Regions from separate parts of the Homo sapiens genome. Here regions 2, 3, 4 and 5 are each linked to region 1. The links are chromatin contacts, found by Hi-C or POLR2A ChIA-PET in ENCODE. All regions are on one chromosome and are shown on one strand. The core of a region is the stretch at or near the end of the contact, and the rest is flanking DNA. Distances in the headings are between cores, read along the strand shown. Region 1 holds the start of ZNF678 (zinc finger protein 678). Region 2 holds the start of TRIM11 (tripartite motif containing 11). Region 3 holds the start of COQ8A (coenzyme Q8A). Region 4 holds the start of H2AC25 (H2A clustered histone 25). Region 5 holds the start of PSEN2 (presenilin 2).

Region 1 (2,700 bases), core at 87-2,586:
GGGGTGGTGGCGCGGGTCTGTAATCCCAGCTACTCAGGAGGCTGAGGCAGGAGAATCGCTTGAACCCGGGAGGCAGAGGTTGCAGTGAGCCAAGATCGCGCCACTGCACTACAGCCTGGGCTACAGAGCGAGACTCCTTCTTAAAGAAAAAACAAAAACAAACAAAACAACAACAGCAACAACAAAGAGTGCCCTCCAATGTTCTGTGAAAAAATGATTAATTAAAATATTGTGCCTGGAGTACGCAATAAAAGACAAATAGCTGACAGTGTTGTGAACTGAAGAGGTGATGGTGGTTTTTATGAATTTTGGAAAGAAACTGAAAATTTAGTATTTTATTGCAGGCCAGAGTCAGGCTGGGAGAACAGAGGAGTGGATTTAAGACCCTGCTTTCCATGTTATTTGGAAAATGCAGGGGAAAAGCAGTCTCTTGTGCAGTGTTAAAATAATTAGCAGGCAATTAGACTGAGGTGGCTCTAGTGTCTTGCGTTTCTACATGAAAAAGAATATTAATAGCTCAAATGCATTTCTTGTTAATGACTGCCTTAAGTAGAAACAAAATCCAAGTTCAACCAATCACAAAACTCCAATTAATCAGTAATTAAATAACCAGGAAATTTCCACCTGGACAGTCCAAATAAGGTGACTGTAACTGTCGTCAATTATTAAATTTGGCTTGCTTCCTCATGCACCTTACAAAAAAGTTTTTCCTTCAAGCACCTCCTCCATAAACCCACAAGCCACACACCATAGCTGGGCGCTCTCCCATTCATGAAACTCCCTTTCCTCAAACTCTTCAAAGCTTTAAAAGTGACTCCATTTTTCACAGGAAAAAGGATGGACTGCACAGCTAAGATAAGCCCCATGGAACAGCTCTTCCCACGCATGTTTCGCACACCGATTTGGCTTCTCCCCGATGACCCTCCCCTCTGGACAAAGCACACAGTCTGGGGGACCCGCGGGGCTGCGGCTTCATAGCCGCCCAGAGAGGCCGGGGCGGAAGCCGCGGCGCAGTGATGGGAGGAGAATCCCGCGGCGGCCTGGCCCCGCCCCTACCCAGAGGTGACAGATCCCACAGGTGCCAGCCGGGACTCCGGGCCGCGGACTCTAGTGCTGACGCCGGGAGGCCGGACCGCCATCTTGGAACACCCTCCCGGGAACTCTCACCGTTTTCCGGCTTTCGGGGTGTCCTGGCATCTTAGCTATGTAACTCCCAGTACCTGCAGGTCACAGGGAAACCAGACACTGCAGCAGCAGAGTCACCAGGGCCTCCCGCAGCTGGGGATAAATAGCCGAGAATACGGGACCAAAGCTCCAGCTGGAGCACAAGACAAAGGCCCCGCCAGATCCCGGAAACCCCCTCCGCCTCTCAAGCTGCGCTCCTGATTGGACAGTTCCCACGTCAATGTCCCTGATTGGACAGGGCTCCAGGACCCGCCTCCTTTGGTTATGAGTGACAGGAGATGAGGTCAGCAAAGGGGTTGAATGAGACTATTAACAAAATGGGCAATTTTTTTTGTATCCTTCCAAAATTGTTCCATGTCTTTCCATGCATACCATCTTTAATAAAGGGCGCACTCTTAAGCCAATCTGCAATCTCTGTTCCTGAGTGTCTAAACAACGTCATCATCATCTTCTGTTGGAGAAAAACCTGAAGATGAGTTTTCCTCCCAAAGCACAGAACAGTCAGAAGCCGAGGCGTGCTTGGGAATGCTGGCGGGTGGAAAGGGGAGGCGCATTCCGGTGCGCCTGTGGAACTGTCCTTGCAAGCAGGACCCAGGTCCAGAACAGCTATGCAATGCATGTGTTTCTGACCAAAGGGGGCCTGCTGTCCACCCGCCTCTTCTGCTGGGCAGGGCAGCGCATGGTTGGGGTATTTACACCCAGGCAGGTGTCCCAGGCCAGTCCCCTGTCAACCCATCATAATAAAAAAGTCAGAATCTATTTTCAAAAGTATATTCAAAAGCATATGTTTAGGATACCTACCTGAGAGCATAGACTAAAGTTGCCCTGATTATACATTCCAACTAGTAACCATTACAAGTGGGTTTTAAGAAAAGAGGCAGTTCCTAAAATTTTCATCAAAAATTTACATTAAAATCCAGAAGTCACTGACTGGCTATACATTGTTCTTTGTATCACAAATTCCAGATGAGACAGCTAGTTAGGAACAACATACCTTTAAACAATTGCCCCTGGGAAAGGGTGTGGAGATGTGTCTCAAATCCCATACTCAAGTCTCTCTGGGCCAGAAAAATCTTCCGTACCTCACAGAGCTTCAGCTACTTAGAGCTATTCTTTTCTTATCTCCATAGTCAGTACACTTGGACCCTTAACAAGAAATAAGTTCAAACAGAAAATTTGCCAAGCCACAGGAATAATGGCCTGTCAGTGCCCTTCAGGAAGCTGATTGTCACTTTCCTTCAACACCCTTTCCACAGCTTCCCCCCAACACACACACCCTGGATCCCGGGAGAGAGGGGCTGAGACGCACCCAGACACACCTCGCTGCCCCTCCTGCAAACATACACCCACACACAGACACACAGACAAAGACACAGACACAGGCAGCTTGAAGGAGAGCAAGAGAGAGGGATGGAGACATAGAAACGGAGGGAGAGAAAGACAGTGATAGAGAGGCAGAGTGAGTCAGGATTGAGAGAGAGAGAGAGAGAGAGAAGGCTACAGAAAGAGCACGAG
Region 2 (2,700 bases), core at 17-2,516, 840 kb before region 1:
GCAGCCATTAGACACACAGGGGGGTTTCTCAAATTCTAAATATAATTGTGATTAGAACTGTCAAACATTAAGAGGGTATACTGACAGATGCTTCCTAGAGGAAACTTTTGAAAGCCCCTGCGTTCTGAGTGGACCGATTTCTAAATCCATACCTACACACCAGGAACAGCGTGGTCACGTTTTTTTTAGCCATGCCCCCACCCCCACTTTGGAATGACAGGAATCTGTGGCTCCCAGCCCCCCCAGGGGTTTAGGTTACTCTGTCAAAGAAGTAGAAATATCCTATGGTGGGGAGGAGCGGGGGTGGTTGCTGTGTCAGGGATGGTCCCAGGCTGCCCATAGAAATGTCCTATGCATCCTATTGGGTCCTTCGATGGGGGAAAATGGGAAAGGCTGAACCCGTAAAAAGCCTCAGAGCTGCCCACCCCCATCCCGTTCGATCCCCAAAGTTGCACGAGCAGGGGCAAAATCCCAAAGAGATTAGGATTTATGTAGGGGCCTCTTTTCCACAGCGCCCTTACCTTTTCCAAGGAACCCCCCACCCACCCCTGCAGGGTCAAGCACTTTAACAGCCTGTGTCAGTCACTAGCAAGGCAGAATTCCAGAGTAAGCGTACTCCTACCTCGACAAAGCCGGAGTGTCTGCGCGAGGGGCTGCCTGGAACAGCATGCCCCTTTGGAGTGGTTCCCGCAGAAAGAATGTGGGCCTCCTGGAGAGCTGGTCCTGGAGGGATGCCCCCGTCCCATCCCCCAACTCCAATCATTCTGACCTTGGCCTGCCAAGGCTGTGAGGGCCGGGCCTTCCGAGGATACCCGCCCTGGGAAGCACGGGCTGAGGGGGTGAGGACGCACTAGGGGTATGGCGAAGGGCTCCAATGCCCCAGGCTGCGGACTCCCTTAGTCCTTGCAGTTGCTTCCGTGTGCCCCGCCCTGAGTCCCCATCCCTCCTTGCCCTGCCCCCTGCTCCATCCCTCCCCTGCGCCCCGCCCCCTGTCCCCATCCCTCCCCTGCGCCCCGCCCCCTGTCCCCATCCCTCCCCTGCGCCTGAGTCCTCCCCAGGGCAGGGGTAAAAGACCTGGCCACAAGAACCGGAGCGGTGGTGACGCCAGGTCAGCAAGTGAAAGCTCTCCAATTCCGTCCCGCCCGCGGGCCGCGTGACTGGCAGCGGCCAATCGGAGGCAAAAGCGGGTTGTTCCAAAAAAAAAAAAAAAAAAAAAAAAAAAAAAAAAAAAACACACAAAACCCACCCAGTCGCTTCCTGCTTCCGCCTCGGCTCCTCTTCCTGCCGGCATCCGGGATCCCTACGTCCCGCGTCCCCCGAGCGCTCGGAGCCTACGCGCCCAGCGCTACCGAAACCCAGAGTCCTGCGCCCTGGAGTCCCCGCGCCCCGGAGCCCGAGCACCCGGGAGTCCCGAGCCTCGCGCCCCGGAGTGCCCGAGCCTGCGCCGCCGCACCCGGATACCCCGCGTCCCCGCGAGCTGCCGAGGCCGCCCGCCGCCGCCCCGCGGACAGTACCGCCTTCCTCCCCTCTGTCCGCGCCATGGCCGCCCCCGACCTGTCCACCAACCTCCAGGAGGAGGCCACCTGCGCCATCTGCCTCGACTACTTCACGGATCCGGTGATGACCGACTGCGGCCACAACTTCTGCCGCGAGTGCATCCGGCGCTGCTGGGGCCAGCCCGAGGGCCCGTACGCGTGCCCCGAGTGCCGCGAGCTGTCCCCGCAGAGGAACCTGCGGCCCAACCGCCCGCTTGCTAAGATGGCCGAGATGGCGCGGCGCCTGCACCCGCCGTCGCCGGTCCCGCAGGGCGTGTGCCCCGCGCACCGCGAGCCACTGGCCGCCTTCTGTGGCGACGAGCTGCGCCTCCTGTGTGCGGCCTGCGAGCGCTCTGGGGAGCACTGGGCGCACCGCGTGCGGCCGCTGCAGGACGCGGCCGAAGACCTCAAGGTGCTCCTGGGCGGGGGTGGCGTGCAGGGGCGTCGGGGAGCCGGGGACTGGGGAGGCCTGGGCGGGTGGGAGGTTTGGGGGACTGCTCCGGGAGTAATCTGTCTCTGTCTAGGGCGGGGAGCTCAGGATGCAGCCTGCTGTGGGCCTGTGAGGGGGGTGTCGCGCAGGGTGGCTGTGGGGGCTCATGACACAGCCTGTTTCAACCAGGCCCCTTGAGGCTGGGACCATGGCCGCCAATGAGACCCTGCTCTCGGGGGTGAGGGGCGTACCTCTCATAGATAGAGGCTAAGAGAGGAAGGTGGAAGGTGGAAGGTGGTGGAGTGGGGGCAAGGAAAATGTGGCCATACCCTGGCCAGCAAGGAGCTGGAATCAGAGGAAAGTGGGAGAACCTCAGAGGTGGCCGATCCTAGATGGACTCCCTGCAGGGACTGTGTTAGCAGGTCAGTACTTAAGTCCTGGGAAAGCCCCAGACTGGGCAGGATGAGGGGGACACAGTCGTTTCCTCTCTAACCTCCCCTCCAGGGCTGCCCTGCATTTCTGGGTGGGGTACTGGGAGCCATCTCTGCCATCTGAGATGCCAGGGCTCAGCCTGCCTTTTCTCCCCTTGTCTTGCTGCTTAAAACCCAAATAAAACCCGAGCTGAAGGGCCTGGGGCACACGTTCCCTGGCCTGCGCTCCCTCCCGCTGTCCTCTTTCCTCGCTGACCTGCTGCAGGTGTGCTCCTGGGAGCCTACGTGTGGGGCAGATGGCAGC
Region 3 (2,700 bases), core at 79-2,578, 620 kb after region 1:
CGTATTTTTTTTTTTTCGGTAGAGACGGGGTTTCACCATTTTGGCCAGGCTGGTCTCGAACTCCTGACCTACGGTGATCCACCCGCCTCGGACTCCCAAAGTGCTGGGATTACAGGCGTGAGCCACCGCACCCAGCCGCCTGAGTCTTACAGATGCTGCTCCTGTAGCTCCCCTTTTGTCTCTCCTCGGGAGAAAGGCCTTCCTCCAAAAGAAGAGTCTCCCAAGAGCCCTCCTGCCAGGATGACCTACCCATCCACAGCGTGACAACTGGCAGGCTGGCATCAAGGAATGTTCAAATCCTTTGGCAATCAGGTAGGCCTGGCATGACCAGCTACTCAATCCTGTCACGTAGATCCAAGGCCCAAGTGAACGTGCACAAGTTTTTCAACAGGCTGTAGGCCCGACTCAGGCTGGAAGACTGCACACAAGCCTCTCACCCTTCAGGAACCTGACATCTCTCACCCAAATGGGGAGTCCCAACACCCAAACCTGCCCCTGCAGCACTCCCCATCGCCCAAAGAGGGTTTGGCAGAGGGGCTGTTACCTCTGTGCAATGGGTGAGAATGAGCCTCGGAAAGGTTCGAGTTTAGGGGAGTAAGCCCAAACCACTCACAAGACCCCCCAGAGTTTGGAGAAGAGGAAAGGCCAAAGAAAAGCGAAAGGAAGAAAGGATCAAAAAGGATCCCCTGTCCCAAGTTCACACAAAATTCCCACCTGCGAAGCCCAACAGCTGGCTCCAGCCAAGGAAGTCAAAGTTCTCACCCAAACCTGCAGCCAGCGGCAACGAGCCTAGAGCCCCAGACACACAGTGCAAGGGGGTCTGGGAGTGAAGAACAACATTATTAGAAAGCGAAGCATCAAAGCTGTATTGGCGACCAAAGGGCATGGGCAACGGGCATTCGGCAGCGGGAAGGCGGTCGGGCAAGCAGCGGGCGTGTTCCAGGGACCCAAGGCTCTGCACGTGGCCCTCGTCTCCTCCCCGAAGCAGGAACGAGGGGCTGAGGTGGACCCAGGGACGTGAGACGGCTGCAGAGGACCCACCCTGCAACTGAGGCGCCCCCACTGCGTCCGGACCTGAGGCTCGCGGCCAGCGAAACTCGCGGGGAAGCTGCGCTGTCACATGAAGAGAATGCAAGAAGGGCTGAGGTGGGTGTTGACCCCAGCTCTGGCCGCAGCCAGACGGCGCCTGGGCACGCGGCGGGCCGGCGGGTGGCAGCCTTACCTGGCTGCAGGAAGCTGGGATCCGCGGTCACCTTCTAGCCGCCTCCGCGCCCGCCTCTGCGCGCTGGCCACCGCGCTGACGCCCGCCACGCGCTCCGGATCTGTTTACCAACTCGCCCGCTCCGGGGGAGCCCCAGCTCACAAGCCCCGCCCCGCGGGCCGCTCCCATTGGCTGCACCGCCGTCCGCCTGCCGAATGCCGCTCTGCGCGTGGGAGCGTGCTCGGCCCGTGCTCCCGGCCCGTAGCCAATCGCGACCGAGAGCGGAGCAAGAGGAGCCAATGGGAGGCTACCTTAGCGGACAGGGCCCTCCTGTTCTCCTTTTCCCCACCTCCCGGCTACCTTTCTCTCTAGCAAACCGGGGCTGGAGGCCTGGCTTTGGAGTTGCTGGCCTGCGCGCATGCGCCTTGAGAACGGGAGCCTTTTTCACTGCGATGCAGTGTGCGTGGCCGCAAAGGCACCCCTGCGTGCTTGTTGCCTCCAGACTGGTGCTTGCTGGGCCTCTGCGCGGGCCTGGGAGGGGAGGCTGTGGACCAAGCAGACGCGACTGCGGGGCGTGGAGGGTGCCGCCGCTTTAAGGACCGGGCGATGCCTGTTCTTTGCTCCTCTCTATGTAGCAAGAGCCCCTTGCCCAGGGTCCACAAAAAGCACTCCGAGGAGGGGAAACGCGGCGGGCAAGGCCGCGCACTTCCACTTCCGGCCCTTCGGCCGGGGCCCTTCAGGCTAAGGATGCTTGTTTTGTGTGGCGCCATCCTCAAAACAGGAAGCCTCTGCCACCCGCGCCCCGAGGGTAGAGAGATAGTACCCTCACCGGAGTCGCTGTCCGCCCGCCGGTCTCGTCGGCGTGCAGGTGCCCGCAGTCGCTGACAGCCGGGGTTTTGGAGGGCGCGCAGCCAACACGGGATGGAGCTCGGGTGCAGCCCTCGGCGTCCCCGCCGAGCAGCCCTGGGAGGCACCGCCACCAGCAGCACGCAGATTTGCCCCGTCACTCCCTCCTTAACGAGAAAAGGAACGTATGAGCCAAAGTCGGCTCGACAATTTCCACTCAGATGACCCCAAACACTGGTCTGCAGCTCTGTTAATCGTTCTTGTGGAAAAAAGAAATAACAATTTAGTTTTTCATGAAATGAAATACTCAAGCCAAAGGATTGTTCCTTATTCTGAGCCTCCCCCCGCTTTTTTTTTTTTTTTTTTTTTGGTATTGTGAAACGAAAATTCACTCTGCCAAAAGGAAAAAAAATTAAACTGAAAGCTGAGTCATGCAACTGCCTTTCCTTTTGTTCCTAAGCAGATAGCTACAGATTAAAGGTGAAGTATCTCCACTCTATGTTCACCTTATCTTGTGTAAAGTGCCGATTTACTGAGCGCCAAATACATAACTGTTGCCCTACCTGCTCCCTTTATCGCAACATGTGGCTTCAATAATGTGAACATACCTTCCATCTTCCCCCTCCAGCCTGCTTTTCCCCTTTAAATATTGA
Region 4 (2,700 bases), core at 1-2,500, 890 kb before region 1:
TTGGGAGGCAGAGGCGGATGGATCACCAGGTCAGAAGATCGAGACTATCCTGGCCAACATGGTGAAACCCCGTCTCTACTAAAAATACAAAAAATTAGCCAGGCGTGGTGGGGCGTGCCTGTAATCCCAGCTACTCGTAAGGCTGAGGCAGGAGAATCGCTTGAACCCAGGAGGCGGAGGTTGCAGTGAGCCCAGATTGCGCCACTGCACGCCAGCCTAGAGACAGAGCGAGACTTCTTCTAGAAAAAAAAAAAAAAAAAAAGAAAGAAAGAAAAAAAAAAGAAATCTCGTCGTGAGTTAATAGCTCTGCGCGGAGGGAGGGGATGGAGAGGGGGTCCTTGATCGCCTCCCAACATTACTGAGCTACATCACCTGAGCAGTTTCTACCCCGATTTCTGTAACGAGCAGTTTTTCTCGTTCTGTGCCGGCGCGCGCGCGCACACACACACACACACACACACACACACGGCTCAGATTCGGCCGCACCCGGCAACCGCTAGGGTGCATGGAGACACATTAGGTTACATAACCCTTCACCGTGTTCGAAACCCTTTCTTGATCGTGTGGGTGGCTCTGAAAAGAGCCTTTGGGTTCAGGACGCCGAGGAACGCCTCACTTGGAGCTGGTGTACTTGGTGACAGCCTTGGTGCCCTCGGACACGGCGTGCTTGGCCAGCTCGCCGGGCAGCAGCAGGCGAACGGCCGTCTGCACTTCGCGGGACGTGATGGTGGAGCGCTTGTTGTAGTGTGCCAGGCGGGAGGCCTCGCTGGCGATGCGCTCGAAGATGTCATTGACGAAGGAGTTCATGATGCCCATGGCCTTGGACGAGATGCCGGTGTCGGGGTGCACCTGCTTCAGCACCTTGTACACGTAGATAGAATAGCTCTCCTTGCGGCCGCGCTTGCGCTTCTTGCCGTCCTTCTTCTGTGCCTTGGTGACAGCCTTTTTAGAACCCTTCTTGGGCGCAGGAGCCGATTTGGACGGGTCTGGCATGATGGCTGAGTCTCTCCAAACAGAAACGCGCGGCGCTCGGAGTAACTCTATTTGTACGTTTTGTATTCAAATGAAGGCTCAGGATTTGCTCACTTCTGATTGGATCAAACGTTGTTCTACGTCATCGCTGGGAAAGGAATACGCAAATTAGGAGTGCCAGGTTCTTTTTCTGATTGGCTACCATAGCCATCCAATCGAACGCCGCGGTCTAGCCTACCTCTGTACCATACATAAGGGCTCGCTGGCCTTCACTGCCCTCTTGTTTTTAGTCTCGCTTTTCGGTTGCCGTTGTCTTTTTTCCTTGACTCGGAAATGTCCGGTCGTGGTAAGCAGGGTGGCAAGGCGCGCGCCAAGGCTAAGTCGCGCTCGTCGCGCGCGGGGCTGCAGTTCCCCGTGGGCCGCGTGCACCGGTTGCTCCGCAAGGGCAACTATTCGGAGCGCGTGGGCGCCGGCGCCCCGGTCTATCTGGCCGCGGTGCTCGAGTACTTGACTGCCGAGATCCTGGAGCTTGCCGGCAACGCGGCGCGCGACAACAAGAAGACGCGCATCATCCCGCGCCACCTGCAGCTGGCCATCCGCAACGACGAGGAGCTCAACAAGCTGCTGGGCCGCGTGACCATCGCGCAGGGTGGCGTCCTGCCCAACATCCAGGCCGTACTGCTGCCCAAGAAGACGGAGAGCCACCACAAGGCCAAGGGCAAGTGAGGCCGCCCGCCGCCCCCGGGGCCCCTTTGATGGACATAAAGGCTCTTTTCAGAGCCACCTACTATCTCGAGAAAAGAGCCGCACTGATCCTGCAGTTCTTTATAGGCCGGAGGCCTGATCACCCTAGGCTCATGAATGAGCGCAGTGGCCATGGGGAAGGGCGCAACGGGAACCGAGACCCTGGGGACTGATTGGGCTGCATACTTGCGAGGTGGGCAACGTGTTCTGTTAACAACAGGGAACCCTCGTCCACAGGTGGCCACCCCTTGCTCTTGAGTCCCACCCAAAACCTCTAGTAGGGTTTTAATAACGCTCACCGTAAAGGTGTCTTCATAATTACTAGTGACAAGTTCTCTTGACTCTAGCAAGGTTCCCGTGTGGTCATCAAGTACAGAATGCAATTTCTTAATGATTTATCTGATATTAAAAGTATTTATGATCTCTAAGTAGTTTGCACTTTAATTCTGAAGAGTAAGTCTATGGATTTCTATTTAAATTGCTAAGTTTTAACAATGTGAGCTCCACCAGTGTTAAGATTTAATTTATTTGGCTGGGAATTCTAAAGGTCATGAGGAAAGTTTCAGTACTTAAAAGGAACCAGATTAGTAGATGCTGAAAGGTATAAACCTTTTAAGAAGACTTAATTTGGAATAGGATAATTATTTAAAGGAATTTAGTTTGTTTAATTCGGGTTGGTCAAACATTAATCAAAGATCCCCTTAAATTGATTGCTAAAATTGGAGAACAAAATAATTTGTACACTGTTTTTGAAAAGGAAAACTAAATTTGCGAGTTAAGCAAATTTAAAATGAGTATTGTTAGAACCAGATGAATGATGATACATGTGGACTTTAGGAAAATAACGGTTTGTAACTACATTTTTCCTTATAAAATGGAGGGTTTAAGAGCGTCGGAGACCTCCAGGCAAATTAACTGAAATGGCTGTGTTAATAGCCCCTAAATCCTGGAGGAGAGAGGTTCATTGATTTAATCCACGATAAT
Region 5 (2,700 bases), core at 75-2,574, 690 kb after region 1:
TCTGCCCTGGAACCCAAGGCTCAACGTGGGCGTCGTGAGGACGCAGCTCTGAGGTGGGGCCAAGAACCAGGCCCCTTCTGCACCTGCGCCAGTCACCGGCTGCCCACAACCACATTCAGGAGAGAAGAACCTGAGGCTCACACACCTGAAGCAGCTTATCCCGAGACTCCAATTACCGCCAAAGGTCTTGGCTGAAGGCCTTGGAGGCTCAGGTGTCTGCAGAATTGGCTACAGAGGCATCAGAGGCTTCCTTACTGGAAGCTGGGGTCGGTCCTAATCAAGTTACTTCGTAGACAGCCTTGGCAACCCCAGGCTGTCGCTTCTGAGTTAAGTTAGTCTACAATCGTCTCTATGGAATGCTCTCAGGTTCTCCATTTGTAAATAGGGATGCAGTTACTTCACTCAACACCGTTCATACCTTTCAAAGGGAATACTTATTAAGGCAATAAACAGGGGTGAGGTCTGCTCGGAGGGATGGACAGCAGATCTAGAAGCCAGGACACTGGGGTCGAAGCCTGGCTCTGCTATATCGTACCTGGGCGACCTTGGGAAAAGTCACTTTAGCTCTGTGGCCTCAGTTTCTTCATCAGTAAAATTCAGAGGGGGGACTAGCTTCTGTCTCAGGTTCCTTCAGCTCCAAAAGCTTGCTTCTGGCTGTCTCCTCACTGCTGGAAATGCCTGATAAAACAGCCAAACACCGCTGCTAACAGAAACCGGCTCTAGGCTTGAGCCTGCGGCCCTGCCCCTCACGTGCGGGCAGAGCCCCCGCGCGCCTCCTTCCCGGGGAAAGCATGCCCAGGACCCGGTGCTAGAGGCCGAATGGACTCGGCGCAACGGAGGTCTCCGGCGAGAGAGAAGAAGAACAAAACGCCCCCGCCTGCTACACGCCTCAGAGACCCACGTGCACCGCTCCTTTAAATGCACCGGCCCTTTAACCGCTCGCGCCGCGCCCACCCCCAGCCGGGGCTCGGCGGCAGGCGGGCGCAGGGAAGTGGGGACGCAGTGAGGCCGAAGGCCTGAGGGCCGCTCCCCGCGATCCTTCCACGACCCAGTTCCGGGCCGGCCCAGCCGCCGCCTGCCGGGCACTCTCCTCTCTCCGCCCCCGCGCTGGCCGCAGAGGCCAGGAGCGCTGCGCACGCAGGGGCCGCAGACCCACAGCCGGGGAAGGGACCGTGGCCAGAGGCGTGCGGAGGGCAGGGCAGGGCCCTCAGGGCGCAGCCCCACCCCGGGCCCTCAGCGCCGCAGGCGACAGGGCCCTGGCCTGGGCACCCCCCGGCACCGCCCGCTCACCTGCTCTGCCGCCGCGCTCCAGCGGAGTTTACGCAGCTGGCTGAGCGCCCGGCCGGACCCGGCGCCGGCCCAGGCCCCGCCCCACGCCCGCCCAGGCCACGCCCGGTGGGCGACGCCGCGTTCCCTCGTCCACTGGGGCCCCACCTGGAGTCCCGGGCGCGCGGGGAGGGTGGCCTTCACGCCGCGTGGATGACAGGGTCATCCCGACGTCGGAACTAAGCGACGACCTTAGAAGGAGTGGAGGCCGGGCCTGTCATCTTCCTGCGGGCCTGGCAGCAGCGTGGGGCGGTAGGACATAGGCTTCGAGGACACTCTTTCTTGTAGTTTTGGGTCCACATCCCCTCCTCCTCCCGGTTGTTCTCACATTAAAGGAGCACTAATGGCCCAATGTGAGCTAACACCATGAGAATGTTCCTGGTCTGTTCCCTAGGGCGCTTCAGAGCCACCAGGAGCTCTGCATAAAATTGAACAGGAATAAATTGCTGCCTGACCTGAGAATTGGCCTAGGGGGTTGTGGTTCCAGGATTTGGGGTCTGTGGGGTAGGTTGAGATTGTCAATAATTTGGCGTTGTCTGAGTAGTTTTACTTTTTTTTTTTTAACTTAAGGTGAAATTCACATAACATAAAATTTACCATTTTAAAGTGGGCATTTCAGTGGCATTTAGTGAATTCACAATGCTGTGCAACCACCACCTCTGTCTAGTTCCAAAACATTTTCCTCATTCCGAAAGAAAAACCCCATACCCATTGAGAAGTTTCTTCCCAATGCCCTCTTCCCCCCCAGCCCCTGGCAATTACCAGTCTACTTCTGTCTCTATATTTACTTACTTTAGATACTTCATATAAACGGAATCACAGTGTGTGGACTTTTGTGTCTTTCACTTAGCATGTTTTCGAGGTTCATCCTCAGGTAGCATGTAACAGACTTTATTCCTTTTTATGACTGAATAGTGTTTGTGTGTGTATATGTATATGTGTGTGCGTGTGTGTGTGTGTATCATGTATGCCACAGTTTATTCATCTATGGACATTGGGGCTGTTTGCATCTTTTGGCTTTGTGAATAATGCTACCATGAACATGCATGTACATGTATTTGTTTGAGAGCCCATTTTTATTTGGGGAGGGTACATACATAGGGGTTGAATTGTTGGATCGCATGGTAATTCAATTTTTTTTTTTTTTTGAGACAGAGCCTTGCTCTGTTGCCCAGCCTAGAGTGCAGTGGCCGCAATCTTGGCTCACTGCAACCTCTGCCTCCCAGGTTCGAGCAATTATCTTGCCTCGGCCTCCTGAGTAGCTGGAGTTACAGGTGTGTGCCACCACATCTGGCTAATTTTTGTATTTTTAGTAGAGATGGGGTTTCCCCATGTTGGCCAGGCTGGTCTTGATCCTGAACTCAAGTTATCTGC

The links. A loop is a pair of places that touch in the nucleus more often than their neighbours do. ChIA-PET counts read pairs that join two places held with the same protein, here RNA polymerase II (POLR2A). Pooled maps may share reads with other maps.
Region 2: a pooled map shows a loop between it and region 1 (16-fold over the local background). The contact joins the promoter of TRIM11 here to the promoter of ZNF678 in region 1. A Hi-C loop is called at or near these places in 2 of 37 single-sample maps with no recorded cell type and 9 of 50 pooled maps. POLR2A ChIA-PET finds 5 or more read pairs at or near these places in 2 of 52 experiments (CD8-positive, alpha-beta memory T cell and activated CD4-positive, alpha-beta T cell).
Region 3: a loop to region 1 is called in a map of CD8-positive, alpha-beta T cell, with 9 times the contacts of the local background. The contact joins the promoter of COQ8A here to the promoter of ZNF678 in region 1. A Hi-C loop is called at or near these places in 4 of 168 maps with a recorded cell type or tissue (CD8-positive, alpha-beta T cell, OCI-LY7 and naive thymus-derived CD4-positive, alpha-beta T cell), 6 of 37 single-sample maps with no recorded cell type and 17 of 50 pooled maps. POLR2A ChIA-PET finds 5 or more read pairs at or near these places in 1 of 52 experiments (endothelial cell of umbilical vein).
Region 4: a loop to region 1 is called in a map with no recorded cell type, with 6 times the contacts of the local background. The contact joins the promoter of H2AC25 here to the promoter of ZNF678 in region 1. A Hi-C loop is called at or near these places in 2 of 37 single-sample maps with no recorded cell type and 8 of 50 pooled maps. POLR2A ChIA-PET finds 5 or more read pairs at or near these places in 1 of 52 experiments (MCF 10A).
Region 5: a loop to region 1 is called in a pooled map, with 5 times the contacts of the local background. The contact joins the promoter of PSEN2 here to the promoter of ZNF678 in region 1. A Hi-C loop is called at or near these places in 7 of 50 pooled maps.

What each region holds. Positions count from the first base shown.
Region 1 is chr1:227,562,192-227,564,891 of GRCh38, reverse strand. ZNF678 (zinc finger protein 678) reads right to left here and starts at 1,336. Exons shown (of 4, transcript NM_001367909.1): 1 at 1,168-1,336. RefSeq lists an enhancer at 1,101-1,380.
Region 2 is chr1:228,405,401-228,408,100 of GRCh38, reverse strand. TRIM11 (tripartite motif containing 11) reads left to right here and starts at 1,266. Exons shown (of 6, transcript NM_145214.3): 1 at 1,266-1,947. The coding sequence starts at 1,540. TRIM17 (tripartite motif containing 17) reads left to right here. Exons shown (of 7, transcript NM_016102.4): 7 at 1-166. RefSeq lists enhancers at 1-363, 555-604 and silencers at 955-1,024, 1,165-1,254, 1,315-1,554.
Region 3 is chr1:226,938,922-226,941,621 of GRCh38, reverse strand. COQ8A (coenzyme Q8A) reads right to left here and starts at 1,328. Exons shown (of 15, transcript NM_020247.5): 1 at 1,223-1,328. RefSeq lists silencers at 1,103-1,262, 1,313-1,622 and enhancers at 1,893-1,992, 2,183-2,232, 1,967-2,658.
Region 4 is chr1:228,456,423-228,459,122 of GRCh38, reverse strand. It overlaps H2AC25 (H2A clustered histone 25), which reads left to right and starts at 1,250. Exons shown (of 1, transcript NM_033445.3): 1 at 1,250-1,759. The coding sequence starts at 1,306. The coding sequence ends at 1,698. H2BC26 (H2B clustered histone 26) reads right to left here and starts at 1,020. Exons shown (of 1, transcript NM_175055.3): 1 at 565-1,020. The coding sequence starts at 993. The coding sequence ends at 613. RefSeq lists enhancers at 1-540, 541-1,127.
Region 5 is chr1:226,869,240-226,871,939 of GRCh38, reverse strand. PSEN2 (presenilin 2) reads right to left here and starts at 1,324. Exons shown (of 13, transcript NM_000447.3): 1 at 1,291-1,324; 2 at 536-678. It overlaps LOC105373119 (a long non-coding RNA gene), which reads left to right and starts at 1,390. Exons shown (of 3, transcript XR_949226.4): 1 at 1,390-1,578. RefSeq lists silencers at 862-911, 922-1,521.